Linked DNA regions of Mus musculus: regions 1, 2 and 3 are each linked to region 4. Evidence: chromatin loops called from intact Hi-C (ENCODE). Cell type or tissue: heart. All regions are shown on one strand. Region 1 has its middle 38 kb from the start of Pmp2. Region 2 overlaps Fabp4 (fatty acid binding protein 4, adipocyte). Region 3 has its middle 5.9 kb from the start of Fabp4. Region 4 has its middle 32 kb from the start of Gm33365.

What was found. Hi-C counts contacts between places; a loop is a spot of excess contacts. Peaks named below come from ENCODE experiments on the same cell type or tissue, not always from the same donor. Only the 100,000 strongest peaks of a DNase experiment are listed, where the experiment ranks them.
Region 1: it touches region 4 in a loop (10-fold over the local background); 6 of 42 quality-filtered maps call a loop at or near these places.
Region 2: it touches region 4 in a loop (4-fold over the local background); 3 of 42 quality-filtered maps call a loop at or near these places.
Region 3: it touches region 4 in a loop (5-fold over the local background); 3 of 42 quality-filtered maps call a loop at or near these places.

The regions. Positions count from the first base shown.
Region 1 is chr3:10,141,425-10,149,424 of GRCm38, forward strand. No RefSeq gene overlaps it. Among named protein-coding and RNA genes, the nearest start is that of Pmp2, 38 kb to the right of the region's middle. In heart, a CTCF peak has its summit at 4,194; DNase peaks (open chromatin) are centred at 1,867, 4,187, 4,857 and 5,467; H3K27ac peaks cover 1,416 bases.
Region 2 is chr3:10,200,268-10,208,267 of GRCm38, forward strand. It overlaps Fabp4 (fatty acid binding protein 4, adipocyte), which reads right to left. Exons shown (of 4, transcript NM_024406.3): 2 at 5,683-5,855; 3 at 4,974-5,075; 4 at 4,075-4,303. The coding sequence ends at 4,253. Among named protein-coding and RNA genes, the nearest start is that of Fabp4, 4.3 kb to the right of the region's middle. In heart, no CTCF peak of the experiment used is centred here; DNase peaks (open chromatin) are centred at 4,714 and 5,734.
Region 3 is chr3:10,210,506-10,218,505 of GRCm38, forward strand. No RefSeq gene overlaps it. Among named protein-coding and RNA genes, the nearest start is that of Fabp4, 5.9 kb to the left of the region's middle. In heart, a CTCF peak has its summit at 3,300; DNase peaks (open chromatin) are centred at 1,196, 3,426 and 6,016.
Region 4 is chr3:10,092,003-10,100,002 of GRCm38, forward strand. It overlaps the pseudogene Gm9833. Among named protein-coding and RNA genes, the nearest start is that of Gm33365, 32 kb to the left of the region's middle. In heart, no CTCF peak of the experiment used is centred here; DNase peaks (open chromatin) are centred at 719 and 3,259.

The sequences.
Region 1 (8,000 bases), 49 kb after region 4:
AGTTTCCTGTAATAATACAACAAGAATTATAGGAATTAATACTTTTTGTGCTGTATATATGTGTTCTTGTGTGTGTTTTCCTGTGTCTATGAGGGTATATGCATGTGTAGTTGTGTGCATGTGTGCAGGGCAGGGATAGGAATGGGGGGGAGGTGTGTCTGGGAGTTCAGAGTCAGCACAGGGTGTTTTCTTCTTCAAATGCTATGTACCTCTCTTTAAAAAATTTTTTTTATTGCACTTTATATACTTATTTTGAGAGTGTGTGTGTGTGTGTGTGTGTGTGCGCGCGCGTGCGCGCGCACATGCGCTCAGGCACTCGTTTGAAGGTCAGGGGATACCTTAAGGGAGTCAGGCCACTCCTCCCAGCACGTGATCCCCGGGATCAAATCCTAAGGATCAAACTTGGCAGCAGGTACCTTTACCCACAGAGCCATCTTGCAGCTCAACACCAGGCAATTTTATTTACCATTTTACAGGTTCCTTCTGGAAACTAGATGCCACAGAAGCGTGAAAAACCCTTGGCAACCTTCCAGAACAAAAGCAGCGTCCAGAGCGCTTTAGCGCAGGCTCGGTGGCTCCTGATAAGCCCTCTGCCGCTGCAGATGGCCAGGGCCATCTTCCTGCTCAACATCCCCTCTTTCTTTTAATTCTTAGGGGTTTGTTTGTTTGTTTGTTTGTTTAAGTATGAATCTGAAGCTTACTGATGAGCTAGACTTAGTGGACAGTGAGCCCCACCCAGGAGGTTGCTAGAAATACAACGCTTGCTGCCAAGGCCAGCTTTAGAGTTGGGGATCTTAACTCAGATGCTTAGGTATTCACTGCAAGCAAGAATTGTTTTTAAAAGGCATCATGGAAAAGGGCTAATGTAAGTATAGTTGCCAGGAAAGCAAAGCAGGGTTTCTAATGGCTCCAGCAAGTGGAGGATTGGGGCAAGGGAGCCGAAAGAATATAGTGAGGGCCAGGACACTGAGAGACAAACCAGTCAAACTTTCAGGGCAGCAAAAGGGACAGTCAGGGACACTCTGCAAGTGCTAGCTTTGCCCCGGGGAGGGAATGCTCTCGCCTAACTTGTGTGCCTGTGCAAAGGTGCGTCCACCCACCGTTTGCTCAGGGAGGAGCACGCTGATGGTGTGCTGCTCCCCAAGCACGCGGCTATTCAATGCTGTCCTTATGTACTGTGTTGGTACAGGTTGGGGACACTGTACCCTCTAAATAATTTTCATTCTCATTTTCCAATGACTGCTTTATAAAAAGTCACCTTAAGCTTTTCTATAACTTCTCTCCACATTATATATCAAAATCAGTTGTTTACTGTAGTTTCTAGAAACAATTACTCAAATCAAGCTGCGAATGTTCTTGCTAGACTTTCTACTCTCCTCTCCTTCTCTTTTCTCTCCTCTTGGAGACAAGGTCTTGCCCTGTAGCCCAGCTGACCTCGAACCCTCAACCCTTTCACATCACCTTACCAATCACTTGTGCTGTGTTTTTTTTTTTAATTGACTTCCTCGATGCCCTAAATTTTGTTCCTAGTTTGATTTATTCCTTGCAGTAACTAAATTCAATGTTGTTCTAAAATTTGCAGAAAACCATTATTGAACCACATCAGAAAAACATTAAACCATTAAAAGATCTTCTCCAGCTGGAACAGTTGTAAAATTTCAGTTGTTCCTTTCCTTCCAAGGTCAGCTGACATGAAGGGACAGGATGTTTGCAGTCAGCGTGCCTTAGCACGAAGGGACACACAGGGCAGCGGCCACCATGCTTGTCCAGTGGGGCTTCCCTAAGGAGGCTGTAACTTCCACAGTCTATCCCAGCCTCCCTTGCTGTCCTGATTCACATCATCGTCCCATTTCTTTGCTCATCTTCCATTCTCTTTCTCTAGAAACAGCCCCACCCACAAGATTACATTTATGAGGCAGTGTCCCAAGACTCAGGAGTGACGCTGGTGGTTCACCCGCGGGCGGTCAATTTCTCAATTTCATTCTGACACCGGCACTCTGGCCTCGCTCATTGTCAGCTCTTCAGAGCTTTTCCTGGGCTACTTCTTAGCGGCTCTGTTTTCTGGGAACCCTTCTGGTAGACAATGGGGAAACAGAGAGGAACGGATCCAGTCTACTTCTGGCGCTGAGAAAAGCCTTCCCCTGGCAAGAATTCAAGCCTGGGGGGGGGGGGGGGGGGACTAGAAAGAAAGAAACAAATTGTTCAACCAGATACTGGATTGAAGGAAATTACTTCAGATATTGGCAGAAACCTAGCAACCTTTATCACGTAGATTCAGGCTATTTTTAAGGTGGATCTCCTGATTTGTTTTGGGTCTCATCCTAGACTTCACTCTCCCAGAAAAACCTATGAAGCTGATCAGAGAAGCAAGATGATCGACTCACCTGTGTGAACGGTCGATTTCTGAGTTCCTACATTTCTGCTGAACATTATAACAGGTAATGCCTGCCTTTGAGGTGGTTCATAAAAAGCCGTGTCTACGCAGGTAGGACAACTGCAGTAAATCGCTAGCAGCATTCTACCGCAGGAGGTTGGCTCAAAAGTGTTTATGTTTACGGTTATACAGAAAGAATGTGCCAGGGAGTTGTGGCTAAGAGTGTGTCGTGCTCTTCCAGAGGACCTGCGTTTGATTCCAAGCACTTACACTCGAGCCTGGCGAACATGGCTTTGGCAGGCCTTGCCCTTCTCCTCCATTCCCCCTGTCTTGCTAAAGCCCCTTAGATTATATTCCTGAAGCTAGCCACCAGATCCATTCCCTTATTTGGCCACTTCCTCCTCCTTAGGCTGAATACCAAAGTCCAGCTTCAAATGCATTGAAGTTGAGCAATCAAAAGCCACCTTTGGCTCACATAATTAACACATCAAATTAAAATTAAACACCTCATCTTAACAGGGCTTTTCCCCTTTTACTGTTATAACCCGCCATTTTCCTACAGGCCATGCCTGTCTCCTCTATCCAGAGGCAGTCATTTGTCCTAGGGACAAATACTGTCCCCCCTCTCCCTTGTTCCCTTCCCCTCTCCCTCTTCCTCAATCTCCCATCATTGTTATTTCCTGCCCTCTGTCCCTCTGAGGCAAATAATTTTCCTTTATGCTGAGACCTTGGTCTTACAGGTCCTGGGCTTATACTTTTCCATTCATACATAACAAAAATAAAATTTAAAAAGGAAAGTGTGTTTGATATTGGTTTATTAGCATTCATAATTATTATGAACTGATAAGACTGGAACATATACGCTAAATATGAAAATAAATTCATTTTATTTGTAGATCTAACAATAATTCTGGAGAAGTCTAAAGAAAATCAAGTCATAAATTTAATAAATAAAATCATGAAGTTAGCTAGACGTGGTGGCACTGTTATAATCCCATAGCCTAGGAAACCAGCATCCAGGAACTGAAGGCAATAACAGCATTGTGACATTAATCCAAATCCCAAGAGCCAGAAACAAGTTTTAAAATCTGTAAGTTCATGTTTCTCTTGCAGCTAATTTTGAAGCCATCAAGAGAGTAAAGTAAAAATGATTTTGTAAACTTGAATGCTCTGAAACATAAAATACAGTTATTTATCTGCTTGTCTTCAATCAGCAAAAGCAGTGGGACACTCCCACATGCTGGCGGATGGACAGCCTGAAGCAGACAGGCCTATGTGAACAGACTTGCAGTCACTCTTTCCCTTAGATTTTCTTGTTTTGGCCTGCTTTCTTTCTTCTCTCTCTCTCTCTCTCTTTCTTTTTTTGAAAGTTCGTATTTGGCAGAATATAAGAAGATAAGAGATACTTGTCAAATACTTGCTTAATCATCTATGTCCTCCTGATGAAACGAAAAATTTTTTTTCAAAGAATGATTGGATCGGATTAGACAGCATGGCTAAACAATAGAGAGGAGGAAAGGTGCTGGTGGGGGTGGCTGTGGCCAGGAAGAGGAGAGTGGTAACAGATTTTTGTGAACCAGTGGCCATTTCCGAGCTAATTTGGATGCACAGAGAGTTTGAGTGATTGGAACATCCTGCAGGGTTTCCTTCTAGTTCCTTCTGAGCCTCCCTCCTGCCCTGAGGCTTCATGTGGCCTTTCTTTTTTTTTTTTTTTTTCCTTTTGGTCTTTTCAAACAATAACAAGAAATGCTGGGTAGGTGTGGACCTTGCAGTTGCAGGGCTCATTGTTCTCTGTCCAGTGAGAGTGGCCGTGGACCTGGTGGTGGACTCAGAGAGGTCCAGCCCGTGATCCCGTGACTGCTGGCAAGCCATGAGGGAGACACGGCTGGGGTTTATGTGACACAGGACATGTTTTCCCCCCATCAAGGGCAAACAAGTCAAGTCTTTGTTACCTCACCTTTGGAAAATTAAGCTGTCCCGCATCTGAGACTTCGAGTGGAGCTGCTGAAGGTGTGACTATATAGTGGAAGAATTGTGGCTGTTTCTTCAGAAGACAGAGGGCAGGGGATGGGTAAACTACAGAAACTGACTGCGGTGACACTAAAGGGGGAAAAGAAATAGAAGTAATCCCGTTTCTTATTGTTAATGACTTAAACACGCTTAGGACCACATAGGAAGTGTGTGCTGGTTCCACTGATGGAAAGACAACATGCATTGATTTATTTTTCAAATAGTAGAAAAAAAGCTAGCCAAACTACCTCTGTACTTCCTAGGTTTATTCTTGTAAGGAGTATGAAAATGGAACAATCTGGACACCACTTATAACGCCTTTCTCTTTACTTTGTGAGACTCCCGACATGGCTGGTGAGAGGAGGGCTCATCTGACATGTAAGGCTGCTAAGTAGATTTCCCATCTTCTCCAAAGGGCCTCTCCCAACAAATACATTGTTGACACTGCCACCAAACCAAAAGCCGATGGGTGAACTCTCCTTGTATGTACCTTGTCCCTCACTGGTCATCCTGGAACACTTAGGAAGAGGAAGCAGACAAAACCAAGGCCAAGGCCAGCCGCAGGGGCTGGCCTAGGGAAGGCCCAATTCCTGCTTTAGAAGGGAAATTAGGTTCTAGAAGGGAAAGAGAAATACTCTCAAGCACAAACAAAATAAAACAAAAACAAACAAACAAACAAACAAACAGCAACAACAAAACTATTTTTGCATAGTTCCTATGTAAGATGAAACATTTATTTCCCGTAGATAATCACTGTTTTGCTCATTGCTGGGGATGGATGCCAAAGCCTTGTGCATGTGAGGCCAGCTCTAGCCATTGAGGTTTACCCCCAGCCCCCTTCACGCTTAGTGAGGGAAATGTTCAGATTCTATTTTACTCCAACTTTAGGAGAAGGAAGATGCTTCATGAGTGTTTGTTCCCAGGAAGAGATCTCAGGACTGTGGGGCACTGTAAAGAAGTTACACAGCACTATCTGTCTCCAGGAAAAGCATTGCGATGCCTGGGCTTCCTTTTAAGATTATCACTGGCCAAGGACCAGCTGCTGAGTTCTGCATTATGTCTTAGGTCATGGAAAGGTTCCAGAAATGACATTTTTCTTCCTGAGTGTTATCGGGTGTGGGCTCCACCCGATACTCTGTTCAAATGGTCAAGAATGCAAAGGGGGAAATGGGCAGAAGCATCCACTTATCTGATCAGCAGGGCCTGCTAGGTGTGCACAGTGCACATTACCCAAAGTGGGAAGTAATTTAGGAGAATTAGCTGTGCTAGTGGGGTCCATGACAGTGCTGAAGCAGTACTAAGAAGGTTGAGGCAATGCTACACTGTGTATGTGTGTGTGTGTGTGTGTGTGTGTGTGTGTGTGTGTGTGTGTGTGTGTTTCCCCACATACGTTCATTCTGTAAAAGGAATCCGCAGTGTTCATCAGCTCCTCCATGTCTATTCCTAGGCCCAGAAAGTTAAGAGCCATTGTAGATTTAAAACTTTGAGAGTACCTATGCTCTGAGGGATAAAGACCGAATATCAGTTTTTAATATCTGGTACAGTGCTACATCAAACAGATTGCAAAGTGATAATTAGATTCATATTGGTGTGAAGTATAGATGCTAATTAGCTTAATTGATTGTACAGTCAGTAATCTTCTGCATAGTTTACTGAAACACAGTGGAATTTGTACCATTTTGAGGCAAAAATGGAAGCTGACCTTTTCTCTAAAGATGATGGGGTAGGATAGTGTAGTGTGTAGGGCTGTATGAAGCCCTCTTGGTGCAGTTCAGATTTCTCCTCCATCTTCTATGTCTTTTTTTCAGTGCTCTTCCTCCTAATACCTAGCTCTAATGTAAAAATGAGTCATGGACATTCCTGGTACCTTAATCCCCTGATGTGCTTCTTCAAGTTGGTTTTAATTCATTAAGGAATGGTAGTTTACCAATAGGAGTGTCTCAGTTATAACCTCACACTCCCCACTCCCCCCAGTGTTATAGTATTGAACACTCTAAAGTAATAATCTCATTATCATATCTTTCAGTTAAATGAGAAAATAATCTGAATAAAGACATGAAAGGTCTATGTTTATAAAATCTTGTACCACCACACACCAGAGATTTATTATCTTTATTTAAAGAACAACATAAAAATTTACAATAGAGCAAGTATTTAGGTCATGTAAACTTAATTATGATAAATAATTACTAATAATTTTTGTATATATGCAAAATCAAATGCAGAGATTCTGTGTATCGTATTGATATTAAGAAATAAACAGCACAAAGTAAGGTTTAGAAAGGAAACCAATTTTATTCAGAAAATCAGCTTGTCCTATTGGACCCTGATGACTAACTTAATAAAGAAACCAGAGACTTTTTTATTTAAAGTTTTTTTAATTAGATATTTTCTTCATTTACAATTCAAATGCTATCCCGAAAGTCCCCTATACCCTCCCTCTCCCTGCTCCCCAACCCACACACTCCCTCTTCCTGGCCCTGGCATTCCCCTGTATTGGGGCATATAATCTTTGCAAGACCAAGGGCCTCTCCTCCCAATGATGGCCGATTAGGCCATCTTCTGCTACATATGCAGCTAGAGACACGAGCTCTGGGGTTACTGGTTAGTTCATATTGTTGTTCCTCCTATAGGGTTACAGACCCCTTCAGCTCTTTGGGTACTTTCTCTAGCTCCTCTATTGGGGGCCCTGTGTTCCATCCAATAGATGACTGTGAGAATCTACTTCTGTATTTGCCAGACACTGGCATAGCCTCACAAGAGACAGCTATATCAGGGTCCTGTCAGCAAAATTTTGCTGGCATATACAATAGTGTCTGGTATTTTGTGGCTGTTTATGGGATGGATCCCCAAGTGGGGCAGTCTCTGCATAGTCCTTCCTTCCATCTCATCTCCAAACTTTGTCTCTGTAACTCCTTACATGGGTATTTTGTTCCCCATTCTCAGGAGGGATGAAGTATCCATACGTTGGTCTTCCTTCTTCTTGAGTTTCATGTGTTTTGCAAATTGTATCTTGGGTATCCTAAATTTCTGGGCTAATATCTACTTATCAGTGAGTGCATGTCATGTGAGTTCTTTTGTAATTGGGTTACCTCACTCAGGATGATACCCTCCAGATCCATCCATTTGCCTAAGAATTTCATAAATTCATTGTTTTTAATAGCTGATTAGTACTCCATTGTGTAAATGTACCACGTTTTCTGTATCCATTCCTCTGTTGAGGGACATCTGGGTTCTTTCCAGCTTCTGGCTATTATAAATAAGGCTGCTATGAACATAGTGGAGCATGTGTCCTTCTTACCGGTTGGGACATCTTCTGGATATATGCCCAGGAGAGTTATTGCTGGATCCTCTGGTAGTACTATGTCCAGTTTTCTGAGGAACCAACAGACTGACTTCCAGAGTGGTTGTACAAGCTTGCAATCCCACCATTGCTGGGATTGCAAGCTATTTCTCCACATCTTCGTCAGCATCTGCTGTCACCTGAATTTTTGATCTTAGCCATGCTAACTGGTATGAGGTGGAATCTCAGGGTTGTTTTGATTTGCATTTCCTTGATGATTAAGGATGGTTAATATTTTTTCAGGTGCTTCTCAGCCATTCAGTACTCCTCAGT
Region 2 (8,000 bases), 110 kb after region 4:
GTTTTAGCTATAAACCACTACCTACTTCCAGTATACAATAGTATAAAGTAAGCAATGTCATTCCAAAGGGAAGATGTGCAAAATAGACACACACACACACACACACACACACACACACAAAATGATTGAACCAAAACAAGGTCCTGTTGTTCTATGTCCAGTATCTAGGGTTTTGTGATATGAAGTCCAACAGACTTAAGGCGGCAGCCCTACACTCATAGCCCTGCTACTTGTGGCACACATGGCCTGTTTTAGAAGCTGTCTCCTCTGGTGGCCAGAAAGTTTCATCAGCAGGTACTCCACATTCTTGATAGCTCCAAAACAATATGTTCTCCATTGTAACCGCAAGCATTACTGCTTGCATGATTTTTACTCTTTCAAGGACTCTCTCTCTGAGTGTGTGAGTGTGTGTAAGAGAGAGAGAGGGGGGGTCACATATTATTACATATTTTTATGCAGGCTTATTTTGCTTAGCCTATCCTTAAAATCCATCTATTACTTTTAGCCTGTCAGAATGTCCTTTCTTTTTTAAATAGGGAGGGGGAAGGAACGCAGTATAAAGGAAGGAATATAGAAAGGGTCAACTAGCACTGAAGGTTATTTGTAAAGCCATACAGAAACCTACTACAGTAGAAGCTTCTGGCATATACACACATAGAAAAGGAATAGAAATTGAGTCTCCAAATAAGAGGGAAGCTGATTCTCCAACTAGATATCCTACACTACCAAGTAAAAGCTCAGGTTCCAGGAACAAGTTACATCTTGTTAGGCCAAAAGGACCCCATTGAAGAGTCCAAGCATTACAGGATATTAGTTATACCCCACAGACTGCTGGTAAGACTTCATTGCTGAAAACACTTGTTTATGTCATTGAAATGGAGAGGTTGACCTGGCGCCTAACTCAAATGTTCACCACTCTTGGCTGGCATGCATGGCAGTGGAAGGTATTCTATGGGTTCTTAGAGGCAAAGGTGATCATCAGTATCACCTAGCTACAAACCCTGGGACTTGGCGAAGATACATTCACAATACCACCACAGTAGCACAATACCAACCACTTTTTAAACTGGATTTTAAGGCACACTCCATGAAATGGAATCTACACCCTGCTAAAATAGCCAAGAACTTGAGACTAGATGATTCATAGGCCTAAAGGAAAAAAAAAAAAAACCTACTACTATTATTCTACATAATTCAAGAGTCTAGGGTAAAACCTACTGTTATTAGTCTTCTAAATGGACTTATCAATAAAATGACTCATAAGGATGTTTGCTATTTATGTAGATCAGTGCTGCGCAAAGCGCTCTTCAGCAAAGCTTCCTCCTTCCAGTACATGGGAGCTAACAAGAGACTAACAGATGGACAATGTTGAGAGGATGAAAGACTTTGGAACGCTCGGTCCTACATGGGATGTCTTTGCTGAAGGCCTCCTCTCACAGCCAGGAATCTATGCAGAGGATGCAGGAAGTTTGTGAGAGCTGGAGTGATGGGCAGCTCCATGGGAACTGTGTTGTCCAGACACAACAGGACCAATGCACATACCAGCTCAGAGACTGCAGCAGCACACACAAGACCTGAACAACTTCAGGCCAGACAAGGCTCCAGCACTGAGAACAGAAACTGGACATGAGGTCTCACCCTAATTAAGAAGCTATCTGTAGTTGATACTGACTGGCAAAATGAAAATCAGTTTTCTCCACTGGAGTCTCACTGTGTAGGTTTATGAAACACACTTGAGTGCACAGTCCATACCTAGGTATGGTTGGCCAACATAAAATGAACCCAATGGTAATTATTATTTTTAATCTTATTGTATTTTGCTTATTTTGATTTTTGTGTTTCTAGGGTTTTTGTTTCTGTTTCTTGTTTGTTTTGTTGTTAGAGAGAGAGAGAGAGAGAGAGAGAGAGAGAGAGAGAGAGAGGGAAAGAATGTAACTATGGGTAGGGGACCTGGAGGAATTGAGGGAAGGATAAAACATGATCAAAATACATTACAAAATGTCTCAATAAAAAAGACTTATTATTATTCTATGAGCAGAAATTTCCCTTCCTTTATAAGGCTGACTATAGTAATTTTATTGTGTGTACATGCTATGGGTGCGTGGTCATATATGTGCCTGTATGGCTGTGGGTCTATGTTGCTCTTTCCTTGACTTGCTGATGGACATTTGACTTTTAGCTATTGTTAATGACATTTTGTGAATGTTATTGATGCCTTTGCCATCCTTCTTTCGCTCTGCAGACCCACACAGTAATTCTGTTTTATATTTTTTGAGTTGTGCCGTGTCTTGTGGCAGGTGTGTCATTATGCATTCTCATCAACCACTCCCAGATTTCCAGTTCATCTTCTAAACGAATTTTTTTCCATTTCTTTTCATGTCCTGAGATTTTTATTGTTGTTGATGTTGGAAATTGGGTACTTACATCTAGTATTATCAGATTGCAGCAAGGTCTTAGGAACTGCTTTTCCTGAAAAGCAGCGACTTTTCGCTTGTGTCCTACAAATGCCACAGATACCCCTGCGTGATTCACCGTACCTGACACATGATATTTTTGCCTTCGTTTTTATTTACCCCCTATACCTTGGGTCTGACTCCTATTCAACTCTCTCTATAGAAGTATTAAAATATTAATGTGTTTCTGGCAAGGTTGTCAGTGACAGTCAGCTGTCAGTTTTCATGTCTAGCTCCAAATCCCCTGGTATAGTGTCTGGAGGTGTCCTATCATTGAGATAAGCGTAAAGTAATCTTGAGTTCCAAGAACAGCTTTGCCTCTCAGGCATATCACTCTAGGAAGACATCACCCTGATTAGGATGGTGTGGAAAAAGAAAGTAAAGCTGCCCCCTAAGCAGATCCAGTCATAGGGATTTTCAGACTGTCCCTTTCCTGGTAAGGACTGAAGCCACCTTGCAGGCCCAGGCCTGAGGTCACTTTCAGTCAGTGAGCACCTTGACAGAGAGGGCTTTGTAATGTATAATGCTTGCTCTGCCTCAACTTTCCCTCAGTTTACAGCTGAGGCTCAGATCCATACACCTGAAAATGGGCTGTGATGCTCAATGCCCCCCCCCCCAGCCTTTACCAATGTGGCCATATTAATCACACTGTTTTCCTGACTCTTCATAATTAGTTTTCCATCTGATTTCTGGCTTGTGTGCCAGCCTCAATGTTGAGACCTGGCCCAGAATCAAACCTTTGCTGGAGCATTAATGGATGGGATTTACATATAGGTCCTTCAGTCAGTGTGGGTTTGCAGGTGAGCGGGATGGGCTTGCAGGTGAGAATCTTCTCAGGTAAGGCTAGAGGAACGTTAGGTCTCTCAAGAATACGTTGTTACAGATGACAAGAATGCTCCTCTCTGCTGCCCCTCTCTCTTATCATTTTCCCGATGACACCACCTACTAGGAGCTCAGCCAACTCTCTGGGGCTGTACTCTCTTGAGCATTCAGCCTCCAAAACTGGTAGCCAAATAAATTTATTTCTTTATAAATAAACAGCCTCAGGATTTTCGTTAGTCTAAAACATTTGTTTTAGACTAAAAATTTCAGACACACTGAGCATTATAGTACATACCTATAACCCTAGCAGCACAAGGCACAAGAGGCTGAGGCAGAATTGTAATTCAAGACCAGCCTGGACTACTTAGTAAGAAATGCACACACGCACACACGCACTCGCGCACTCGCGCGCGCACACACACACACACACACACACACACACACACACACACACACATGCACGCATGAATGCTATGGAGACCAGAGATCTTTTCTACAGCATTGTATGCACTGCTGAATTACAACAGTCCAGGACAGGGCAGAAACAAAGCTTCATGCTTTAATCATATGGAGATGAATAATTTCACTGTGTCTAGGATTACCCAAGGTCTTGTATGCCACAGCGGACCTTAGTATGCAGACTTGGTAAGTTCATGGACATTGGCTTTTTTATCATGCATTATTAAGAAAGATCATATTATTTGTACCAGAACCAAAATAAAAGTAATGCAATTTGTTCTATTATCTTCACAATTACAAGTACAAAATTAGACACACAATAAAAGTATCATTACACAACTTTCTAAGTCTAAAAAGGTTTTATTTAATCAACATAACCATATCCAATAAAATGCATCTTCAGAAAAAATTAATTGCTTGCTTATTAGTGGAAAATCATATCTTTAAAAAAAAACAATAAATCCGACTGACTATTGTAGTGTTTGATGCAAATTTCCATCCAGGCCTCTTCCTTTGGCTCATGCCCTTTCATAAACTCTTGTGGAAGTCACGCCTTTCATAACACATTCCTAGACACAGGCACAAAATTGACATGGTCAATCAGAGAGATAACAGCATGGATTTAACTTTTTACTCTCGGTTTTGGAAATGAAATGATATTCAACAATAACAACAACACCAAAACAAAACAACAACAACAACAACAACAACAAAAAACCCACAATGTGTTCTGGAATCTTATATTATATTGCTCATTCATCTCCAAGTATGGTAGTTTAGGGTGGTACAAAGACCAGGAAGATTCAGGTCCTCCTTTCAGGGAGCTAGAAAATCTGCACGGTAAGTGAGTGCCACGAGACAAAATACACAACACAGTCCCGTGATGATCAGTCTGTGATGCCAGAGAGGAGGCTGGGATTGCTTTCTAGGGGAAACCGTGTGTGGGTGGAGCCTGACTGTATGGGAGGGTGGAGCCTGACTGCATGGGAGGGTGGAGCCTGACTGCATGGGAGGGTGGAGCCTGACTGCATGGGAGGGTGGAGCCTGATTGTATGGGAGGATAGAGTGCACCTCAGAAGGGGCAGAGTACTTTAAGCAAGTGAGAGAACCAGGATTCAACCCTCAGCTTCAAAATAAACATATAGTACAAATGAGCCTTTTTGTTCTACACAGCAAGTGCAGTTTCTAGAGTTCTGTAATGTTCTCAGGCTCTATAGCTGAGTATGCAGCGTAACTCACCACCACCAGCTTGTCACCATCTCGTTTTCTCTTTATTGTGGTCGACTTTCCATCCCACTTCTGCACCTGCACCAGGGCCCCGCCATCTAGGGTTATGATGCTCTGTGGGCACAGTGAAAAGAGACTGCAGTTTGCACATGGAGGTCAAGACTGAAAAACATGGAACCTGGGTCCAAAGGACTATTCTGATGTTCTCAGTAACTCTACAGGACAAGAACATAATCCAGCAAGAAGGTATAAAGAGAAACACATCTTGAAAAAATAATGTAGAACTCATGTATATGTATATCTACTTATATATTCGGAATAGAAACCGAAAATAGAATTGGTTTTTGAAAAAAAGGATATACTGTGAAAGAAGTTAGATGGCAGACACATGCAGGTGGGCACGGTAATGTTATGGTGGGTTTCTTGCTTTCAGCCTCGCTTTTATAAACTTCCCCTAACGTTTTACTGCTCGAATTTACTCCACATGCACTACTGTATGACTCATAAAACATGCTAATCATTGTGAATATCGGGACAGCTTAAGAGCAAGAGGAAATGCGCCCTCTGCGCACTGACGGAGCTGGGTTAGGTATGGGAGCTCCGAGGCTGTCAGTCCACCAAGGGAAGCTTTTGTCCTTCCCCTTGAGCTGAAGTCGCTTCCTGCAGGCCGTGGAATAGAAGCCTGGCCCCCCTCACTCTGCATCAGCTCCTTGTTCCTCACCTTCACCTTCCTGTCGTCTGCGGTGATTTCATCGAATTCCACGCCCAGTTTGAAGGAAATCTCGGTGTTTTTAAAAGTACTCTCTGACCGGATGGTGACCAAATCCCCATTTACGCTGATGATCATGTTGGGCTTGGCCATGCCTGCCACTTTCCTTGTGGCAAAGCCCACTCCTACAGGGAGAAAGAGAACGCATGTAAAGCTAACATTTGTGTGTGTGATGAAGAAGACACCAGGGTGCCGGAGGCTCCTTTGATGCTCTCAGAACCTGTCATCCATCCAGATTTACTGTGCCTGTCTGCTAACTACACTCCTTCAGATAAGTCCTTAATTTCAACAAGAATGTATTAAGAGATTAAATCTTCATATCTCGATGTCTATGTGTTTTATATAGGTCTGTATGTCTATATTTATTATAATATGCTAATAATAAGTGTATGTATATTATCTCTATTTTCTATTTGTGATTGAGGCAGTTTGACCATTTTATTCTTTCTTAATTACTAAAAGTTTTTTTTTTTTTTAAAATCTAAGTCAAAGGCCAGGCCTCACTTAGAGTTATTGTGTTAAAAGGTCATCTATTTTTGAGTGAACAAAAATCACATTTCACAACACTTGTTGCCAAATTTAATTTTCTAGGCTTCTTTCCCATATTACTCCCTCATGAAATGAATTGTCTGATTAATTTCTGTAGAGTGAACATGCTGTTTCACATTTCATGTCCTTTTAGAATGGTGATCGCATTCTCAACAATCAGGAAACGTAAAGCAGACTGGGTAAGTATCTTCTGAACTCAGGAAATCAGAATGTCAGTGTATAGAAAAGTTTGGAAACTAACACTCTGCATCTCGGTCCCTTAAGCTGTGAACTTTGTTTGTTTAGCTTCCCTGTGGAGGGTGAACAACTTAGAACCTTAGTCACCCTGTCGGCATGTTACACAGAATCCTTCTGTCTCGGGTGCACTGACTCCTTCAACACAAATGCTTAAATAAAGGCTATGTCTTTGACAAAAGGTGACCCAAAGCTAGAACTAAGGATGAACTGAGAGACAACCACACCACAAGATAAATGATGCAGAGGGTACGACTTAGTTCTCTGTCTAAACAGTACCACAGTGAGGAAATGGTGTGTCTCTGCCTTGAATTGTCACTCTGCCACACAGCACAGCATTCTGTACAATCAATCAGCGCAGGAAAGGGACACAGCACTGGGAAATGATTGCAGAGAGACCGTGCCGGGGACAAATAACAGCTTCACTTGTGTCTTCATTTTTATCTGACTGCAGAAGCCAATACCTGCCTACTCTGCCTTAATTACGGTTGCCAGTTCCACTCAGGAAATATCTACTGCCTTTAATCATGGGTCTCTCACAACTTAAGTAGTGTCATTATAATTTAGATAGGAATGGTAGCAGTATGAAATGTTTCAAGTGGTCAAGAGCTAAAAGTGTCTCAAGCCCTGGTATTTCTGGCTCAGTGCATAGTAACTACCACACTGAACAGTAAACAGTCGATGGGCTAAGTCATGCTGAAATTCCCGATATTCTTCTTGTCTGCAAACAAGACAACAATATTGACAGACAACCAAAAGTTCCCACTGTATAACTGAGGGAAGGTTTGCAGGTTGAGGGGAGTCTGTCCTAACGGAGATACTCTGTAATATGGGGAGGTCAGGAGAGAGGGCTTCAAAGCAGACGCTTCCTGATGAAGTACATCGCTGGCTGGGCGATGGCCCCTCTATACGGATAGGCAAAGCTGTTTGGCCACACAGCAGCCTGTGGGCAGTGTTGACAGGACATAGACCGTTGTGAGCCCATATCGTGGGAAGGGCAAGTTCTATGTGTGCTTTGCATGCCCTGCTTTCCTTCTGAATTACTCACAAATCTATGACATCACATATCACTCTAAACCAACGAAGAAACCTTTAAGTCCTTGAAGGAAAGTATCTCCGGAAGCCAAGCTTTTGTCAACTGTAAAATAATCACACATTCTTAGGCCTTGACATTGAGACAGAAAAGAATTTGCTAAAATATATTTTCCAACATGATTTGTTTTCTAAGAGGGGCAATATCATGACTTCAGTTTTAAGTAAAAGTTGCCCCCATCCTTTAAAAAAAAAAACAAACGGAAGGAATATTTTTCTCTTTAAATTATTACAAATTTTTCATGTAAAAGGAGATGTTGAAAACAGGCAAGTAGCCAAATGAACCTCAGAATCGCAAGCTTGGCAAAGAAGGCCACATCTTGTCGTTCTACAGAGAGTAAAAGATTGTCCTGTAGACTCTTTCTTGCGGGTTCACCTGGAGGGATCACGAGCTT
Region 3 (8,000 bases), 120 kb after region 4:
GTTTTTATTTGCTTGTTTGTTTGTTTTTACTTTTCTAATGTGGTTGCTAGAATTTCACATGTGCTCTGTGCTCTGTGCTCTGTTTCTCTTGGAACTGGTAGCGCAGCACAGTGACACCAAGTCCACCCGTTTATTCACACATGCCTTAGGCACAGGCTGACCACTGGGGATCCACGGAGCAAGGAACATGTTTCCCACACTGGGAAAGACGGTGTACAGGGGACAGTTAGGGACCCACTGTCCAGAGCATCCGCACAATGTAAGCTGACATGACACCAGAAGGGCCTTCCAGAACAAAGGAATTGTCAGCTGAAGATAGATGACAACCGCCACAACACTGGGGAACCGAGGAACTACAAGATGGCTGGCTTAGTGCCATGTGCAGTTAATTTCACTCAACTATGGCCATGGGGGGTATCTGTAAATCAGGGCAAACGTGTGAGTTTGTTCCTAGTAAGCAAAGACCAACCGTCAGGCAGTAACTTTTAGCCAGATTCATTCACTATGAGATACAATCGGATATCCCATAAGATATACCAAGGGAATCTTAACAGACCAGGCTCCTGAGGGTCCTGTTAAAGCAAAGTAAAAACAAAAACAAACAAAGAAACACCACAGGAGGCTGAGCCAGGAGAATCCCCTAAGTTCGCTGCTCTCCTGAGCCACAGAGTGAGTCCAAGGCCATCCTAGCTAATTTAGCAATGAGTGTGTCTCCAAATTAAAAGTTACAAAAGAACCTGGGATGCCCAACAACAGCCACACAGACACAGCTGGCTGAGTACTTCCTCAGAGCCGTGGGGAAGGGTCTGCAATGGGAACAGCCTGAAAGCTGGAGGAGGGGAAGGGTCTGCAGTGGGAACAGCCTGAAAGCTGGAGGAGGGGAAGGGTCTGCAGTGGGAACAGCCTGAAAGCTGGAGGAGGGGAAGGGTCTGCAGTGGGAACAGCCTGAAAGCTGGAGGAGGGGAAGGGTCTGCAGTGGGAACAGCCTGGCTTGGCTGTGGGGATGTGGGGCTGAGGTCACATCTCAGAATCTCAGGGCTGACAGGGCAGGCCCTCTGGTCCAGGCTGTTTGCCTTGCACTTTGCTCCTCAATGGGCCGTTTCTGTGGAATGCATCCTTCTAACCTTTGCCTGTGTTTACTTCTTTCGGAGGAAATGAGAATATCATTTCTGACAATTTTTAATTAGTGAGGAAACAGACCCCACTCTAGATAATGAAGAGTAACGACGGAGCCCCGTTGGCAGGGAGAGCTTCCAGCTTGTACAGGCCAGCTAAGGTGAGGGTTCACATCCAGGATCCCCTTTTATTGGAGGCAAACTTACTTTGTTAATGCTGCTTTCTAAGTGCATTCGGGTGCTTGCTGGCAACTGTAAGGTGAGCCCTGAACAGGAAATGCAGGCACATTTTTTTTCCTTCTCTCCCTGATGAGGTCACTTACCAGGACTGTCCTAGGTCCCCTGTCCAGCTAGGCCAGTATGTTCTTCTTTACATGCATGGTTCCGATGACTAAGCACTGACTCCTTGATCTCAAGATGGCAACCGTTTAGCAAAGAATGAGTAAGCCACAGACTCTGCCTCAGGTAAAGACAGACTGAGAGTGCTTTGAAGGCTCTTAGATAACTTCTTCATTTGCCTTCTTGCTCATAAAAGAACCTCTTCACACATAGCTCAGGGTGTGCAAGCAGGGACCCACGGTGGGGGAGGGGACCTCAAAGTGCTTTCTGCAGATAAACTGTGACCTACTTTGTCTTCATTTCATAAAGCAAACCCATCAGGAATTAAGTGGAAGCAAAGGTGACACTCTACCAGAAAAAAGCAGAGAAGAACTTACCAGCAGGCCAGCTGCACCATGTAACCCCCCTGCCAACACACACACACACACACACACACACACACACACACACATATCTCCATGAGGGCAGATATGCAACCACGTACAAGCACACATGCATGAGCATAAGCACATGTGTGTGCACCCACACACCCACACACACACACACACAAAAACACACACAAACACACACTTCACATTTGCTCTGTTTGTGTCTTATTACTTTCACCATCTCAACTGCTTGCATCTTATATATTTTTAAGCCTGAGTACATATATAACTTACTTTCTACAAATAGACCTAAATACAAAAAAAGACATTAAATCCCTAGTAAGTGCCAGTTGTGCTTGGTACATAGTGATGTGCAGATACAAAAAAAAAAAAAAAAAAAAAAAAGATGTTCTGTGTTAAAATTTTAAAAAGAGCCAGACAACAAATAAACAAAAACAAACAAGCAAAAAAATCAGACACAGCAGGCTGAGTATTTCCTCAGAGCCAGGGAGAAAAGGACTACAATGGGAGCAGCCTGGCTTTGCCTTCGGATATGGGGCTGAGGACATATCTCGGAATCTCAGAGCTGAGCCAGGACAGGCATAGCATTTGAAGATATCTAATGTCTTAAATATATCTAAGACAGAAGGGTTAGGGCTGCAGAGATCACTATCGGGTCATAAAGATCTTAAGAACCAGTCGGAAGGTGGCCATGTATTTGAAGCAGGTGCATTCAGGTCTTGAGTTAGAGGCCAGCCTAGTCTACAGAGTTACAAGACAGCCAGAGAAACCCCATCCTGATAAAAACCAAAACCAAAATCAAAACACAACAAAGCAGAAAAGATCTTAAGAACCACGGGATGCTCTGAGAAACCAGTTCACAGAGCTTTTATCAGTGGGCGCGCAGCAAGGGCATGGCATACAGAAACTGCTCAAGGGTTCTGAAAGTAGAAATCAGGCCACCACTATGTAAACGGTGGCATTCTAGTAGGAGAAACAGCTTGTGTGGGTTTCCAGAGAAAGGCTAGAAACAGACACTGGAACCACTCTGCCTGTAATCTTAGACACTCTGAGTCCCCCACTTGCTTTAACCTGAGCCCCTGCTTTCAGAAACGGGAACTGAGTAAGTAAAATGTATTTAATCACCAGCCTTACAGGGTGTAGCCTAGGACTGGACTTAAAGACCAAGGGTTTCACTTCATTTTTTTGTCCATTACAGTTGTGGTGGGTGGTTATGGTTCTGACTCCTGGCCTGAACTTCTAGAAGGAAGAACCAGGGGGCTTCTGGCAAACAATGGGAATAGTTCACAGTAGATGATTCAGAAATGAAACCTGAGAGGGCATATACGAAGGAGGTTTAGCAAGAGAGAGACAAAAAGAGAAAATCATAAAGCGGGGGAAAAGAGCTCAGAAACCATGAAAATCACAGAAAGGGAGCCATAGAAGTCGCTCAGGCCACAGTGGGCTCCAACCCTGCCAAAGAGACAGAGGGCGGAGCAGTTCATCCAGGAGCGGCTTGATTGTTACAAGGCAAGGAAGGGCTGAGCCTTTGGGGGAGTGTTTGGGCTGTGACACTTCCACTAGTGAACTCTGATCCAGTAAGAAGGCAAATGTCAGGCATCTGGGAACTCCATTTGCTCTCTGGGTGGTGACTTCCTGCTGACTACAATCCCTTCTCTCTGGGTGAAATGTGCATTTCTGCCTTTGTCGCATGGCTTGCCAAGAATCCGCATGGCTCTGTGCGATTCTCCAGCTACCTGATTCCTGCTGGGAATTCTGTTCTCTAAAGACACCAATACACTAGAAGTGCCATTGCATTCACATTTACAGTCAGTGGGTGATAAGATGCCTGTGACATATTTTGTTAATTGTATTATAAATCACATCACAGGCTAGAAAGATCCTCAAACCCTGGGGTTAGACGCGCTGAAATTCTTTCCCCTGCTCACGAGCTTGCAAACCTTAGCTGGCTGATTGATATCGACAACACTCCCCTTCCTCAGCTGTAGAACTGGAATGCCGCATTTGATGGCTACCATTTAAATTAGCCTCCTGAATGGTCAAGTTCGTTAGCAGGTTGCTAGCTCAACTCCAGTTCACATGGGGCAAGCGGCACGGTATAGTAGGCACATCGACCCAGAAGAAATATCACACCCTTGGGAAGCCTGCGCTGGGAAGAATTGGAAATTTTTCCTGACCCAAAATACCCATGCTTGAACAATCTCTGTGGTCTTAGACTTTCAGAGGACTGGGTTCTCTGCACTGGTGACTGCGGCGTGAGAGGACATTCTTCACATCTTGAGAACAACTTCAAGAAATTAATGAAATACACAACAAATTGTCAGGATGGGCATGAATCAGAATAAGAGTTATTTTCCCCCAAGGTTGGGGACGTTACTCAGAACTTGTCCATTTGCTGTGCCGTGTTCAAGACTAAGTCAGTCTTCACCTTGTAATAAGGAGAAACAATATTTGTCCCAGGAGATAGCACTATGTTAACCATAGCCTCGTCCTGAGTGATGGGAAAGATACAGACATAGATATCCTGACACCTCGGCAAGGTACATCATCTGTAATGACTGAGCTAGGACCCTGTACAGGCTGAGAAAATACTTCAGCATTTAGTTACATCTCCAGGCCCCAAATGGGGATGTTTGAAATGCTTTCAAAAATAGCAGTGTCTCTGGCTATCCCAGCAGATGTGTAAGCCCCTTAAGGTATGACTGGCCAGGCCCCACCCGTAGACGACCCTAACTGATATAGCAGTGGTTTCCATACCCTCAAGTCAGGTGGCCAAGCTGAAGCCACAAAATCCTACCAATTCCTGAGCTTGCTCCAAGATCGGGCCAAAAAATCCACCAATCCCAGGCCACCTTTATGACACCCCCTTCCTATGCTGTACACACCAAGAAGCCTAAGACCAGCAGTGTGTGAAGCAATGTGCGATGAACCAAGAAGAATGTGTTTGCCTTTCCAGAGGTTTCAGGCATTCTCCACAGACCTATCAAGAAACATAATCACTATCAAACGTCTTTGGTAATATCTATTAAAAACTGCTCTCATAGGCTGGGGTTCTCTATTCTCACATTTCAACATCTAAAATATTACCATTGCAAAGTTTTCTCAGTGCCAGTGTGACTCCACAGGTGGAAATCACATAACCACCACCTCATGTAGCAGCTCACACAGCCTGCATGGGCCTGGCACCTTCAAAACTGTCCTACAAAGTTCCCTTCGGGTTCTGTGTGGGAGATATACATGCATTGGGAACACACTTTCTCCTTAGACTTCCATCCCACTCTCCTGAGAGCTCATTGTTTACTATGAAGCAAACATTGACTCCACTCCCAAAATCCAATCTCTGAAGTACTTCTGATTCCAGAAATTTTATTTATTCATTTATTTTGCGTGTCTCACTATAAAGCTCTGGCTATTCTAAAACTATGTAGATCAGGCTGGCCTTGAATTTACCTAGAACAGCCTGCTTCTGCTTCCTGAGTGATGGCTGGGATCAGACACCTGCACCATCACACCCACACATTTTAGATAAGAGTTAGATAAGAGGTAGTCAATGTCTAACATATTGCTAACAGAAATCACCATGGAGTCACATCTAAGGCGAAATCAGCCCACCTCTTTATAACATCCGAATCAACCGTTCATTGTCAAATGTGTGCTAAGAGCTAGGCATCATTTGCTATAAGTTGATTAGGAATTTTGTTTGTCCCACCTTTTTTTCTGGAAAAAAAAATCATTTAAAGCATTTGGTTAAAAAAAAATACCATTTGCAAACTCATTTGTATATTGAAGTCAGTGTTTTTCAAATACTCATTGATATTTAACTATAATTTTGACACTTATACTGTTTTAAACTATTCTTTAGAATACATTTACATTGGACTGGGAGAGGGGGCCAGCAGTCCCACTGTATTGCCTTACTGTGTAGCATTTCTTTCGTTCTCAGAGGAAAGAGTAGCAGCCCAAGGAAACGTCCTCTGTGCAGGCCTGTTTCTTACCCTTTGCTACAACGGGAACATGTTTTTATAAAATGTGGGTTTTTTCCTCTCTTGGGTGAGTCAAGGGAAGCGCCAGCATCCTTTCCCAGCGCTGACAGACTGATCTATGAGCACAAGCTTGGTCGGATGCTGAAGCAATCTCCACACAGCCACCCCCACCCCCACCCCCACCCCCACCCCCACCCCCACCCCCACCCCCACCCCCCATGGCTGGTTTCCTTAGAGCGTGGAAGCTGAAGCTGCTGTCCCAGCTCCTGCTCTTTTCCCTACTTGCCTTGCCAAGCTATACAAATAGCATTCCTGCTTTCTCACAAATCATTCCCAGGGACACCGTCCTCGCGAGATGATACATGTCTTTCTTTCCTTCTTTTTTTTTCTTCCTGTGTCCTTTGACATACTTCTGAGAACAGGGACTATTTTAAGTCAAGTCAGTGAGACACCCCTCAGTTCCCATCTCCATTTTTTGTATTCAAGTTCACAGATTGTCTTCTTTTAAAAAGGTGTTTATAACAAAGTATAGTACGGCATTGGTGTTTGGTTGCGGCAAATATACCAGAAACATCAAACCATAGTGTGTAGACATTCTTTTTCAAATGTACATTATTTTGATTAGTGAATAGCTGCCTTGAGCTATGATTTTAAAATGGGAGATTAAAATTTTTTAATTAGAAGGCATATGAAGCTGTATGGGTGTATTAGTCAGGGTTTTCTAGAGTCACAATGTTTCTTGGGATCTCCTGGGATCAATGTCAACTCAGAACCAGTATCCAGCAGACCCCTGAAGTCTGATTATTTCCTTTTCCCCAGTGTACAGTTACCCTTGTAAAAGACCGTAGGTCCCTCTGGGGAAGAACTGGAGAAAGGGTAACAGCAAAACCTTTGGGTGTCTTATCAAGATCCTTTCTCAGCGGAACCTGGCCACCCCTTCATTCAAGGGGTTCCAGATCTGCAAACTGGCTCAAATCTGGAAATTGATTCACTGGCCGAGATTGCTGTTTACCACAATCTAATGTAGCCTTTCTTTCATTTGTTTGAGAATTTTTCTGCTTATACAGATCAAACAAATATGCAGTAGGCTTCCTATGTATTTCATTCCTAGAAACACCATGATTGATTAGCCAGTACCAAAGGTCCAAGCGAGTCATGCCATTATAAATTTCACCTCTCCTGTGCTGACCATTACTGGGCATGTTATTATAAACATTCTTTTGTCTATGCTGTCCATTATAATAACTTGGATCACCTTGTCTCCGGCGATTCAATGCTGCCACCTGGCCCTTGTTACCTAGGAATCCAACTAAACCTAGTGAATTTAATTCATCTAATTGAGCAGAAGCATCTCCAATGCTAAGATCTGGTGCCATATCCAGGGATCCACCCCATAATCAGCATCCAAACACTGACACCATTGCATACACAAGCAAGATTTTATCGAAAGGACCCAGATGTAGCTGTCTCTTGTGAGACTATGCCGGGGCCTAGCAAACACAGAAGTGGATGCTCACAGTCAGCTAATGGGTGGATCACAGGGCTCCCAATGGAGGAGCTAGAGAAAGTACCCAAGGAGCTAAAGGGATCTGCAACCCTATAGGTGGAACAATATTATGAACTAACCAGTACCCCGGAGCTCTTGACTCTAGCTGCATATGTATCAAAAGATGGCCTAGTCGGCCATCACTGGAAAGAGAGGCCCATTGGACACGCAAACTTTATATGCCCCAGTACAGGGGAACGCCAGGGCCAAAAAGGGGAAGTGGGTGGGTAGGGGAGTGGGGGTGGGTGGGTATGGGGGACTTTTGGTATAGCATTGGAAATGTAAATGAGCTAAATACCTAATAAAAAATGGAAAAAAAATAAAATAAATAACTGAAATTAAAAAAAAAAAAGATCTGGCACAAGGAAAAGGGAAAGAACAAAACCCTACAAATGTGCTGGTGCCCCTCTCACCAATTTGCGTCTTATAGAGCTGGTGAAGGGCATATCTTCTGGACCTTCCCATTGTGGACAATTATGCTTTACACAATATATCCACTCTAGCATTGCAATTTCCCTAAGTCTTAAAATCCCTTCATCAACACTAAGCCACGAAATATCAGGCATCTCCAAGTCATTTCCAGTAGGCCATCTTTTGATAAACACCTCAGCCAACCATTCAAACAAAC
Region 4 (8,000 bases):
AGCCTGGTGCCAGTTGCTTCCTGGAATATCATGTTATCCCCACTAGGCGTGAAAGAATGTCAAGAAGGTGCCTTGATTTATTTACCAAACGGTAGAACTCAGGAGTATATGCTTAAGCTTAGCTCAGGGCACCCAGTGGTACATCGTCATATGGAGGAGGGCACAATTGAAATGCTTTGACCAGGTATAGTGGTTAATACTTTATTGTTGACTTGACACCTAACAAACCTGTGTGTTTCTAGATTAACAGAGATAGCAAGACTCACTCTAACTGTGGACAACACCATTCCTAAGTTGGACTCCTGACATCAGAAGCAACATAACCAGCCTCAAGCTCTTGCTGCCCTGCCCCGTCTGTCATGATGGCCTATAGTTTCCAATGAAATCGAAGCAAACCTTTCCTTCTTAAAGTTGCTTTGGTCATATATTTGTAAAAAGTAGTGACATAAGTAAGTGGCACGCTAGGTGCTGGTGAGCTTAGTTTGAGCTCACTGGAACAAGTGTTTCTGTACTGACACACTGTGTGAGCCTTAAATATTTATTAAAAACAGTTTTCAAATCCATTTCTCTTGCATTTCCTGACACCTTCTGTGGCTGTCGCCACCAGCTTGGAATGATTATGGGGAATTTCCATCCTGCAGTGATCCATCTGGAAGCAACAGGCAGTTGTGTACACACTCAGTCATGCTCTCCCTGACAGGCGACTTCCCCTGCCCCAGTGCAGCCTGAGGAAGAATGAATAAGCTAACAACGTAAGGGGAAGGGAGCCAGAGACGCTTCCTCTTCGTTATTCTGAGACTGGCCGGATTGTCTACCTGTCAGATGGTTCATCCGTTCCACTCACCCCTCTCATGTCCCTCTCAGGTTCTCAGGCCAATGTCTCTAGGGAGACATTGGAGAGGGAGGGGTGTGTGTGTATGTGAGAGAGAAAGATTCTATATGTGTTCATATGCTTGTTTACATTCCATGTCTGTGTGAATGTGCATTTGTCACAGGTTGACACAGTATATCTTTTTAATCTCTCCCCACCTTATAGTTTGAGATAAGGTTTCTCGATGAACCTAGACCTTAGCTATTTCTCTAGACAAACTACCCAGGGAGCTCCAGAGATCCTCCCGTCTTTACTGCCTCAGAGCTGAGTTCACGGGCGAGCACAGCTTCTGGGGAATCAGTCAGATCTGTCTGTTTGCAGGGCACACACTTTACTGAATGAGTCCCATCCCAGTCCAACTATGTTTATGTACGGTTCGTTTTCAGTTTATCTTCTGGAGACTCCCAATACACTCACCAAGTTGTGTAGCACTCACAACTGTGTACTTTCAGAGCATGGTACGACACCTGAACAGAACCTTTTCGAAAATGGTTACTGTCTTTCTCAAGCCCCTGGCAGCACGCCTCTGTCTCCTCACATTTCTGTTCTCTGTCTCTAATCTACTTTCTCTCATTTGCCTATTCTGGGAATTTCCTAACAATGGAATCACAGTGTTTGGCTTTCATTTTGTGTTGTAGCTAACATAAGGACTCCATGTCTGTGTGTCTGAGGGTTAGGCAAATCATATTTGTTTGTGCATATGTCTCTTAAAGGTCGTAGACAGTTGTTTCTATTTTTAGGCTATTCTGGATAAATCCAGTATAGGAATTCATACACAGGTTTGGGGACATATGGTTTTAGTTTTTGCAGGTAGTTTTAAGGGTAGGATTGACAGTCTTATGATAACACTTCAACTCCTGTCCAGTTATTTTCCAAAGCTGTACCATTTTGCTCTGTGACGGTTCCCATTTCTCTCTGTCCTCTCCAACACTTGCTAGTGCCCTTGCTTTTGGTGGTCTCCATTCTAGTGGATGTGGTCATTCTGATTTGATTTCTGTAAAGATAAAGGATTAACAGCTTCGCACATGCTCATTGAGCATTTATATATTTTCTCTGGACAAATGTTTGTTCAAACTTTTGCTCCTTAAAAAATTTAGTTTATTGTTGATTTTTAGTGACTTCAAATGTTCTAAATGCATATGCCTTAGCAGGTACACAGTTTATAACATTTTACGATTTATGAATTTGTTTTCACTGTAATGAAATTATGAGCTATGAAGTAATCATTTCTCATCTTCATCCAGATGAAAAGACAGGAAAGTCTTCACACAGAAGATGAAATCCATTTGTTATCAAAGAAATAACATCAACAGGATAACATCCCTGAGATAAAGGCACGCATTGCAGTATGGAGGGACTCATGAAGGGTGAGGCTCAGCTTAATTATTTGATTCCTTCATTTATATTTGTGGCTATATAACCTGTGTTCAGCTGGAATTACCAACCAGAGCTGAAAACATGTACCCCTCAGATCCTGGACCCTATGAATACAAAGTCAAAATCCAATGGCTTCTTGGCTCTAGTAATCTCAAGTTGATGTCAATCAGCATAGGCTTCAAGAATGTCTATTGTTTATGTAAAACTTGCCACTCCTCATGCACTCTTCACTGAATTTCACATGGACTTTGTCCAGTAGTTATACCAGCTAGCTAAAGCTTTATTCTTAAGTAAATAAATGCATGTTAAAAGGCATCTATACGAAGACATATTTCCTCCATGGTTTTGTTTGTGAAGCTTTGGTAGGTAGCACTTCTTGTTTCTATTCTTCATTTATTGTGATTTAAAGACAAGGTCACACAATGCTAACTATGTATTCCTAGTCCTACTGTCTCCACATTATGCTACCACTAGTGTCGATTAAAGGAACAGAAATCTCTGTTACGATGTCCAAGTGTTCTCCAGAAGCATGGCTTACTAGTCATTGGTCTATGCAGGTGTAGTGACCTAAGGATAAATAACAGAAATCACATCTTCCTGGATTTCTTTAAAGTAATTTTCAGAGATGTCAGGTAAACATAAAACTTGCTTTCATTTGTAAACTTTGCACATGTAGAAGATCATAAAAACTGATATCCTCCTGTATATAAACATAATGCACGTACAGAATTACAGAACCAGAACAAACTTTAATTGTTAGTGATTTTGAACCTGTGATTCCTAATGATCCAATACAAGTCAGAATGAAGCAAGATAGCTAATCTATGCCAAGTTCATCAAATAAGCTTGTGACATTTAAAAAAAGACAACAACCGTGATATGGAAGATTGAGAGGAGAAACATTACTGTTTGTGGCTGCAAGGTCAAAAATGAGATGGTGTTGCCTAAAAGAAGAAAGAAGAAAACATCTGGATTGGTTGCAGGGCAGTGACAGGTGGGATTTGCATTGTGCTTGGACTGAGAGCACTGAGGTGGGAAGGTGACATCTACATACAAGAACAAGAAGCCCAGTGAGGAGAGGATATCCTGAAATATTCAATGCAGCTTCCCTTTTCTGTCAACCTGGGACATAAAAATAGGAGGCTGTGAGGAAAAGAGATTTTTAATCCATTGCACACTGTTCTATTTTTCTCAGAAAACTCTCTTGGGGGTAGGTAGACAAAGGAAATCAATATAAACAATGGAGGATGCTGATACGTTTAGGAAATGGAAAACAATGCTCAACATTAAGAGTTGGATAGAGCCAAACTGATATGCAAGTAGTGGAAAATTCCACAGCCTTCTGAATATTTATCTGCTTTGAGGATACAATACAGTATCTACTGCTAACATCAAAATGATTTAGTTAGATACAGCCCCCCCCCCCCCATCTTTACACTATGGACCAAAGCTACTTCCAACTCGAGGAGAGGCCATCTTGCATAGGCACTCTGTTCTCATGAAGGATCTCATTGAATACAGACCTGTTCTGGATCTGGAACAGAATTATGCCTCCAAATAAGAACACAGAGGTGGATTGTACAAGGACAGGCTTGCCCTTGGGCTATTTGCTGTGCAAGTTAGAAACACGCTAGAACTCTTTACATAAGCCATTTACAAAACCCCATTTGTATTTTGGCTTGTAATGTATTGATGAGTGGATAGATAGATATGTAGATGATAGATTTGTTTTTGAGATGGGTACTCCATTGTGCAAATGTACGTCCATTCTTCTGTTGAGGGGCATCTGGGTTGTTTCCAGCTTCTGGCTATTATAAATAAGGCTGCTATGAACATAGTGGAGCATGTGTCCTTATTACAAGTGGGAACATCTTCTGGGCATATGCCCAGGAGAGGAATTGTTATATCTACAGTAATACTATGTCCAATTTTCTGAGGAACCGCCAGACTGATTTCCAGAGTGGTTGTACCAGCTTGCAATCTCACCAACAATGGAGGAGTGTTCCTCTTTCTCCACATCCTCGCCAGCATCTGCTGTCACCTGAATTTTTGATCTTAGCCATTCTGACTGGAGTGAGGTGGGATCTCAGGGTTGTTTTGATTTGCATTTCCCTCATGATTAAGAATGTTGAACATTTTTTTGAGGTGCTTCTCAGCCATTTGGTATTCCTCCGTTGAGAATTCTTTGTTTAGCTCTGTACCCTATTTTTTAATAGGGTCATTTGATTTTCTGGAGTCCATCTTCTTGAGTTCTTTACATATATTGAATTAGTTGCCTATCAGATTTAGATGGGTATCTTACTACATAGTGGAGGCTGGAGTTAAACTGTGTTCTTCCTATCCCAGTCTCCTGAGTAGCTGAGATTACAGGTAGGGCCCATTATGTTCATTCTCCCATCTACAATTTTTGAGATCAGATTTTATTGCCTAACATGGAGCTCTAGGATACCAGTGGCTCAGAAACTAAGAGTTGTGTCTTTCCTATGACTCCAGAGGTAAACAAAGAAGTTTTGATTTGGTAGGCATGGTCCAGAGTATCCTTGGGGGACATAGTCTTATTTCAGTCCACCACACTGTCTCTATTCTTGTGTCTTAACCACAACTGTGTTCTAGGTGTAGACAAAACAAGAGGTAAAGAGTAGCCACAAAGGTATTCTACCTCATTTATGAAGAATCTGAATGAAAAAATTTCTACCTACATCTCATTGATAAGAGAATAGTCGTATGATCACACCAAACAGGGCTGGAGGGAGGATCAAAAGCTTGAAATAAAGGAAGAACAGATATTGGGGACAGACCACAGTACGCAGTATTAGCAAATCTACATTTCAGACGTAAAATATGAGCCTGGGTTTCCCACCACCCCACACACTTGCTCTGCATGCGAGTGTTAACTCTCACCGCTGTAATGCGCTGGCACTCATTTTAGTACAGAACCAGACTTGCCCGAGAGCTTAGACTGTGCAGAAGAGGACCTGATGGAGTGGGTGCACGTATGTGGGGTAAGTGGAACTGTGTCACCAGACCAAAAAAAAAAAAAAAAAAAAAAAAAAAACCGTGCTAAGGTTCAACAGAATAAGGAACCCCAGCAATTCTCGTATAATTGAGAGCAGTAGGTGTTTGACTCTGTTCCCAACCAGGTTCCTGTACTGGAGCATGTGACCACAACACCCCACACTGAGAACCATGACAGCTGGTCATATGACATAGAAGTCCAGAGTTCTGCATGCTAGCGAGATATTTAGATGGGCCCTGAGGGTCTAGCCAATAAAACTTCCCTTCCTGCACACTCCTTCTTACAAAAGGTATATAGTTTCTGGTCCACCCCGAATAAGTCACACACACTCATTTCTAAGTCTCCCTCAGGAGGCTTCTTTCTCTGCACTCCTGGAACTCACCCTGAGATAAGCCAGAACAACCCCGCTCCAGCGCCGGTCCCGGTCCTGGCTCCGGCTCCGGCTCTCCAGCTCCAGCTCTGGTTCTCAGGTCTTCGAGGTTCCCAGCAGCATCTGGGTGCCCAGGAGTTTGAGAACTGTCGCCTTCTGATGGTGTTCCAGCAACACCGCGGTGGTGCTGCCCTCTGTGTGCTCCTCTGTCATAAGCTGTACTTGGTTTGTTGGCCTTTTAAACCCTTTTGACAGTTAAATGCATTGGACAACTGCGCAGAGGGGTTCCTGAGCGTTCCTCCCTGTGTTAGCCTGGCAGCTGTCACCACTTCTTAGCACATTGTATGCTTTTCCTTCTGTCTGCTGAAGCACGGTGTTCCGTGGACAAATGCAGAATGGAGTGAAGATGTATTTGCCTCAATGGACAGAGACGTTTTGGGGAGATCAAATACCATCCACCATTTGGTCAACTTATTGATGATCATCAAAAAGTTGTATTTGTGGCTAAAGAGACTGAATCAGATAATGTGTTCAAAATGTGGAAATATTAGTATAGGAAGAAGAGAGGGGAAACTGTAGATATTTTAAGATTGCAAGGTTAAAGAAGAACGGATTCATATGTATATATATTCACATGTATATATACATATATATTCTAAATATGTAAGTATTAGAAAGTTATTTAGTCGGAGAATCTGACTTAGCAAGTATACAATGAAGTCTATTGAGTTTTTAGACAAGGTTACTGGGGTGCAGGTCAGTGAGCCAGAAGCAAGCACAGAATAGCTATAAATTTCCTGAAAACATTGCAGTTTCTACCATAATTGAGAAATAATCACCTGTAGATTTTGTCAGTTTCCAATGAACTGCATGTGGAAGCCAAATGTCAACCTCAGGTTTGTGCCTAGGATGTCATCCTCTTAATTCTCTAAGACAGGGTCTCTCACTGGTTATCATCTTACCAGTCCTGCTAGGCAGGGTGGTTGTGAGAGAGTCCCAGAAATCTACTTGTTTCTCTCTGCCTCCCAGTTCTCAGATTGCAGCCCTAGATTTTGATTAATGGAAAAAATATTAATTTAAAATTTGGCACAAATGTTAAACTACTAAAATTGAGACGAAAAAATTATACCTTCATAAAATGACATGGTTCAGACACTGAAATGGACACTCATATGTCATATTTTGTGTTTATGCATGTAAAAGTCAGTCAGTTACTGAAGCCTAAGTATCTCATTACATAAGTGCAAAACAACCCAAACTGGAAAATACAAAGGTAGTTATTACAACAGGGTCATCCAGGCCAGGTGTGATGGTGCACACCTTTGATCCCAGCACTCAGGAGATAGAGGCGGGAAGGTCTCTTGAGTTTGGGGCTAACCTGGGCTATAGTAAATTCTATGCCAGTGAAGGCTCCACAGTAGAGCACGGTCTCAAACAACAGAAAGCCCACCTTGCCATCCCTTGCTGACTGCTGCTCTCTTTTACCAAGAACAAATGTAACTGGTAACATATTAGATATGAGAACCTGAATCAAACCACTTGTTCAATTATTTACTTCCTCCACTATCAGCTTTCCATAGTTTGGCAGTCACAAACTGGACAGCTTTCAGTGAAAGCTACCATCCCTCACTAAGGTGCAGGCCGGGCTATTTATAAGCCACCAGTCCCACAGTCAGTACTGTTGTTCCTTCAACATCGTCTTCCCAAAGTGAGATTAGAACACATTTCACTTCTAACTGGGTATGAAATTTTTTCTTGTTATATCTGGATTACAGAGAAGGCAAGACAATCTACTTAATAACCAAGACACTGAAAATCTAACCACGAACTGAAAAGTCACCCCTGGTTTCTGCTGTGCGTGCACACACCCCCCCTCCCCCAGGATGGGGTCCACTTGAAAAGCTCATCCAGAAAGGCTACAAAATTCTTTCCACTGTTTTGTATCCAGGACAGGTCAACATCAGTGTGCTAAGCAGAGAGGGCTGCTGAGTGCTGTGAGACAGGGATCCTCAGGTTTTAAAAGGCAGCTCGGTCCATACCGCCGACATCCATCTTCCCTTAGGATTTCTGGGCTGTGGTCCTTGAGCTGCTGGGAAGTTAGCGGCTGAAGGGAGGCCTTCTGGCATTAGTGGGACCCACAGGGCAGCAGGACTTTTGTCCCAGCAGTTTGATTCCATTAGTCTAAGATGGCCCTGGGGTTGATAGCTTAGTGATACAAACATGGAAATCTACCTATGCTTTCTCAACAGGATACAGCATTGTACATTGAGCCCAGAAATGAGTAACTCAGTCCAGGCCCCCAGCAAGGCAGAGATCAGATGGGGCAGCCCCATCGGCAGCGGAAGCTCCACAAGCTCAAGTGGTGG